2 separate regions of the Homo sapiens genome follow, and region 1 is linked to region 2. Evidence: chromatin loops called from intact Hi-C (ENCODE). Cell type or tissue: HCT116. All regions are shown on one strand. Each heading gives the region's core, and the rest is flanking DNA. Links, peaks and the distances in the headings are about the cores only. Region 1 holds the start of LOC105376000 (a long non-coding RNA gene). Region 2 overlaps IFT74 (intraflagellar transport 74).

The links. Peaks named below come from ENCODE experiments on the same cell type or tissue, not always from the same donor. Only the 100,000 strongest peaks of a DNase experiment are listed, where the experiment ranks them.
Region 1: a loop joins it to region 2, with 5 times the contacts of the local background. A loop is called at or near these places in 1 of 110 quality-filtered maps.

Annotation. Positions count from the first base shown.
Region 1 is chr9:26,722,441-26,725,359 of GRCh38, forward strand. It overlaps LOC105376000 (a long non-coding RNA gene), which reads right to left and starts at 2,503. Exons shown (of 4, transcript XR_001746638.2): 1 at 2,324-2,503; 2 at 1,996-2,132; 3 at 1-1,391. In HCT116, for the core only: a CTCF peak has its summit at 1,230 (motif pointing right); a DNase peak (open chromatin) is centred at 1,231.
Region 2 is chr9:26,974,475-26,977,393 of GRCh38, forward strand. All of the region lies in intron 2 of IFT74 (intraflagellar transport 74), which reads left to right. Among named protein-coding and RNA genes, the nearest start is that of IFT74, 20 kb to the left of the region's middle. RefSeq lists an enhancer at 1,154-1,724. In HCT116, for the core only: a CTCF peak has its summit at 1,343; a DNase peak (open chromatin) is centred at 1,377; H3K27ac peaks cover 1,216 bases.

The DNA.
Region 1 (2,919 bases), core at 289-2,788, 250 kb before region 2:
ACATCAAATAAGAGCTTTCTTCCTAGAATAAATAAATCCCTCAGATTAGGTAAACACCCAAAATTAAAACACACGATTATTGTATTTCTTTTGTATTGCCAACATGTTCCCGTGCTCCAGTCGAAGCAAAAGATTAAACATCCTTATATTTTTGTTGTGATTTTACTGCCAAATGCAAATATCTGACTGTAAGTAAGTCATTACTCTCCTGCTGTTGTGGTCTGATTAATTCTCACAATATTAGCCAGCAATTCATTTTATCCCTTGGCATCACAAGTCCAGTTGAAGGAGATAAGTAGCTGATAAAAGATCTCTGAGAACAGTTATAAATGATTCACTTTAAAAGAATAATAAAGCAGCCGCTGGATAAGTGCGGCTGAGTAAACCTTCCATACATTGCACAAAACTAATTTAGTTTAAAAAACTTCGGCAAATTATAGTCAATAATCTTCACTGTCACCCCGCTGCTCACAAAACTTTTGAGAAGAAACTTAATGCTGAAATGTAAATATTTAATTAGATTTTAATGGTGAGGTTTATTTTTCCTAAATCTGGTCATCTGTCTCAATTACATTCCCCATTTTTTACAGTTAACCAGGAATTGTCATTCCCATGGGCTTTAGGCATGTTTTCTTTTTTCTAATTCCTACTTAGCATTTGCTTTCTTCACAATGTAGTTCTTGCGGGAAAGGGCTTGGTTTGTTCTGTTTCGGAAAAAAAAAAAAAAAAAAGCAACATTTGGGGAAAAAAAAATACATGTTCTGAGCAATGCTTTTAAAGCTAATTGTCCTTCTGTCCTAATAATAAAGAATCTTCAGCAGCTAAACAATTAATTGTCTTTTTTCTACCTCACTGAACAGGGTAATTAATATGCGTTTGTATTTATGTAACGCCTAAGTAAAGCAGTTCTCTATGTACTTGGAGATTCTAAAGGTATATTTCTTTCCAATGTATTCTGTAGTTTTAATTTTGCACGAATTTGCAGAAATCAGTGAAACGTAACTTGTTTATGTCCCTTCCTCCAAAGCCAATATTAAAATCTGTCTTTCCTTCTGTTAAGCATAAAACTCTTCTGAACTGTTATGGGGGAGATAACGAAACTGTTTTCCTTAGCCTCTGTTCTTTGTTCCAATCATCAAGCTACATATCCCGCTTCAGACCCACCCTTCTGTGCTGGGCTTTGTGATGGGGCAGGAATTCTGAGAACCACCTTGCCAGCTGCTTTGTTAGACTCAGCCAACAGGGGGCACTAAGGGAAGCCGGAGGGTGGAAGGGACTTGCCTGTCCTGTCGGCGTCATGTTGCTATGGGCATCACCCCAGCAGCGTTTCTTCACCCTGGCAGCAGCAACTTGCTCCTGTAGCAGGATTTGATTCCAGTTTGTAGTTTTTCCTGCAATTACAAAACAGCCTCGACTCACGCTCTCGTAGACACCAGCACCAGCAAGGAGTGCATCTTCCCCAGAGTTCTGGGTTCCAGCCCCAGGGGGCCTTTCCTCCAAGCTCCTAGGTTTGACGATTTCAACCTCCTCGCAGACATTTGTTCCCCCAACCCAATGCCTTGTCACTGCTTCCCGAAGCTGCCACATCTGTGATTATCTTAATGTTCACTTTTTGCATTTTCAGTTCATTAACACCTTTAGTGCAATTTTTAATATTCAATTTAGTAAAATGAATCGGTGTGGTTTTGGTCTCCTGGTCTGATCTTGACTGCTACACCCTTGCTTACTTTTAAAGCAGGTGCACCTGAGTTGGAATTCCAGCACTGCCACTTACTAGCTGTGTGATCTTGGCCAATTACTTACAATTTCTGAGCTTTGGTTTTTTTCTTATGCAAAATGGGTATAATATCCTAGAGCTGTTATGCTTAACGAGATGACCTATGTCAAGTGGCTTAAAGACAGTAAGGCCAAAAAATGTTGGTTCCTTTCCTCTTCACCTTCTGTATGTTCAAGTTCTCCTGTTTACAGCAAGTAAGAGTCATGCTCTTTTCTTACCAAAAATAAACGTGTGCTTCCTCCTTCATTACAATACATACTGTATTGTGCCCATTGTATCTCTGCAGTCTCATTCCAGTTAGCTCCTCCATGGTGCCTTAATTCCAGGTGTGATCATCACAATAACTCCTTCAAGCCTGTCAATACATTTTTATGTTAATCATATTCTTTTCCATTGCTTTCTGGCAGCCCAGCTTCTAATTATTTTGCCAATGCTCATGACATTTTTATCTAAAACATTTCTGCATTTCATATTCTCTTCCCATATGGTTTCTGGAACTGTCATTCCCCCCCACCCCCATCTCATTTACCACACACCTTTACTCACCTTTACTCCTCACTCCCCACTTACATTCTCTTACTTTCTGGAAATTTCACATATTGGTATATTAATTCCACATCAGGTCACACATGTCTTTTAGAAACATCAAATTCCCGTCTGCCCATTCACTTTTCCTTTGTGAAGCTTTTAGGGTACGGTTCATAATAGGCCATTGGCAAATATCTGCTGAATAAAAAATTAAGGAAATCTCCATTTATTCCAATCATCAATCTTTTTTGTTCCACCTATTTCAAATTCTTTGGCTTTTACCTTTTGAAAGCTGCTATTTCCTCACTCTGAGCAAGGAAGAATAAACTTGGGTCATATTCCCCTTTCTGTTCTACTCTTTCCATTAATAGTATAATACAAAAACAAATCTTCAAAGACACAAAGAGATATAAGATATTCAAAGATATAAGGCAGTGTCCTCATGTCTAACCCTCTTTTACTCAAAAAGCACTCTACTTTCAATTTTTCTTGTATGTTCCATTGTTTGATAAGACACTTAGGCACAGTATCCACATGGACAAGTCATATTTAGTTATTGGTATTCAGTTATAGTTTTTGTAGCTGTATGCATGTGTGTGTATATATATAAATTA
Region 2 (2,919 bases), core at 277-2,776:
TTTGTTGTTGTATATCAAATGCTTTAGAGAGGTTTTGAGTTTGGGGTATTGATTCCTTAATTCCTTTTATTATCATTTCCCTTAGATCTTCCATGTTTTCCTGGTGAGCTGCATTATTATTGTCCCACCTGAGGTCTTAAGCGGGAAATTTTTGGTCCGCGGTAGGGACATTCTGACCAGGAGAGTATTCACGTTTCCAAATTGCCATAGCAGCCCTACGGTTATGCTTTTTTTCTCCTCCGAAAAGAGGATGCCTGGGATGGATATTAACTCGACCCAGGTATATAATTGAGGTCCTAAGAATTGATCAACTTAATCAGCCACCCCATAAGGGTCATCCAACAGGAGCTGAAGCTCTTTTTTCAAACTTTGCACCTCTGAACTGGTCAAGGGAATATTTACAAAGCCAATGGCTCCCCCTCCTTGTGGAACCTCTTTTAAGGGGAAGAGAGTCGGGGCTGACTCCTTAGGTGTGGAGGGAAATGGGAAATTTTGGATATCCTTTTTACATTGTTCTATCTCACGTTGAAGTCCTTTCAGGGAGGGGTACTTAATAGGCTGGGAGGGGACAGGCTCATGGGATGATAATTCCCAAAGTCAGGGTTATAAGGAGGAGGAATAACGTGAGCAGGGAAAGGATCTGGAATGAGACCTGAGGCGGCAGCAGCTGCCTGAGGGGGAGGGTCAGGGGCACTGAGCAGAGGAAGATGATCCAGAGGATCCCATGTGTTGGTGGGTGTGGGTTGTTTAGGAACAGGGACTCTTTCTCTTTTAGAGGAGTTGGTTTCTGGCTTGTTCCCTCTGGTTTTTAAAGGGTAAAGGAGGACAGGTTCTTGCCTCCAAAAAAGAGCATAGTCTGTTTCCTTTTGGGAGACAGGGCTTTTGTCATTAACATGTTCGATTAAGAGCTGACAAATCCACTCTTCATTGGAACCAAATTTTGGCCGGAAAACTGAGGGTTTGAGGATGGGCCTTCAGTCCAAATAAAACAACAATATTGTATCATTTGCTCTTTTCTTTTATGTTTAGTTCTTTCATTATCTTTCCAATATTTTAACATAAGTCCCAAGGGACTATCAGGAGGAATTTCATCACGCGCTTGGCTGTTTATTTTTCCTGTCTTACGTGAAACATTTCCCATCTTGGAGGTTTGGGATGGTGTCTAACTGAAATAGGCCTTTCCCTGGAGCTTCTCAACCTCTCCTACTAGAGATTTCTCGCCCTCCGTCCTTTCAGAAGCTCACTGAGGCTCTGAGGCTCAATCCCTCATATTAGAGATTTCTTGCCTATCGATTTCCATAGGCATTGTTAAGGCTCAGTCCCTCGTATTAGAGATTTCTTGCCTATCCTTTAGCCCCACCTGTTGGAGGCTCCTTGCATCCTTCTTTCGCTTTTTCCACTCTGGCTGCTTCCCTTGTGGGAAATGGCAGGATCTGCCACATGAGGTGACCACGGGACCGTGCAGATAGGACCCACTCAATCCACACAGCAGTAGTGTTAACATCATCTACATACACTTTTATCCTCCAAGATACCCTGACCACCTAGGAAATACTTTGTTGTTCTTGTACCGTTTTTCACCTTGGTCTGTGCACAGAGTTACTTGGTCGCCGCGGTGTTGTAAGCCTCTCCTTTCCCCATTGCTGAGAGCTTGGATTTGTTTGTCACAATGGGTGGGTCTCAGTCTCCCATCCCTGAGGCCACTGCAATGCGACAGTGGGACACGTCTCCCCCTGGGTGGGGTGACTGAAGACCTCTTCTTGAAGGAGAATGGGAATCCCCGACAAGCCCCCAGAATTGTTAGAAAGAAAGCTTGAAGTCGTAAAGAAAGACGAGTACTCAAACAAAGGATTTCTCAGCAAAGCAAATTTACTTTTGCGCAGTAGGGTGCTTCTTACAGGGCTGCTTGTCATGAGAGCACACTGAAGAAAGTAGAGTAGAAGCTTTTATTCCTAATGTGACTCCTGCCCTCGTGCCCTTTCCCCATTGGCTGGGGTCGGACTGCACAATCTAAACTAGACCCAATTGGCTAAACATTTAAACTTTCTTAGATAAGGTGGGCGCATGATGGGAGAGAGGGGAGAGGAGGAAGGGGTCATCTACAGAGGACTAGAGAGCCAGTCTTTTCCTAAATAAGGAAAGGAATGTGAGCTGGGGCTGTGGCATGCCTGGGCATGTAGTAAAATCAGAAAGAAGAAAAAAGGAGAAGAAAGGCAGGGGGTACCTGGAATTAGAGAATAAGTAGCTGAGCAGGCTATTTGAAGAGAAACCTTGCCATATCTCACATCTTTTATATCTTCTCATGCCTGTATGTATTATATGAACTGACATAAAGGGAGTCTTTTGGCCTTTCCTGAGGTCGTATAGTGTTATGTTGGATTTTGCATACCTGAAGTAGAGAATCTTGTTGAGTAATAATATGAATGCTTGTTTAACAATGTAAGCCCTTTAGTACTTACATGGTCATCTTAGGATGGATTTATATCCATTTGTTTTTACAAGATTAAAGTTTTCTTATTTTTTCCTGATTTTTAAGGGTAATAGATACTCATTGCAATAAGGCGGAAAATACCAAATTGTATAAAGGAGAAAATAAAAATCAACTATAATATCATTATCGATCATCATTACTATTTTTTCACATAGTTTTTAAAATTTTTATTTTTGTCTATATTTTTTGTTTTTTTAAAAGACGGTCTCTCTATGTTCTCCAGGCTGGCCTCGAACTCCTGGGTTTTAAATAATCTTCTCATCTCAGACTGCCAAGTAGCTGGGCCTGTTGGTGCATGCCACCATGCCCAAACTTCCAGCCTTTTTTTGTTTTAAAAAAGTAGAGTTTTGAACCAGGCACAGTGATTCTCACCTGTAATCCCAGCTACTTGGATAGCTGAGGCAGAAGGATCTCTTCAGGCCAGTAGT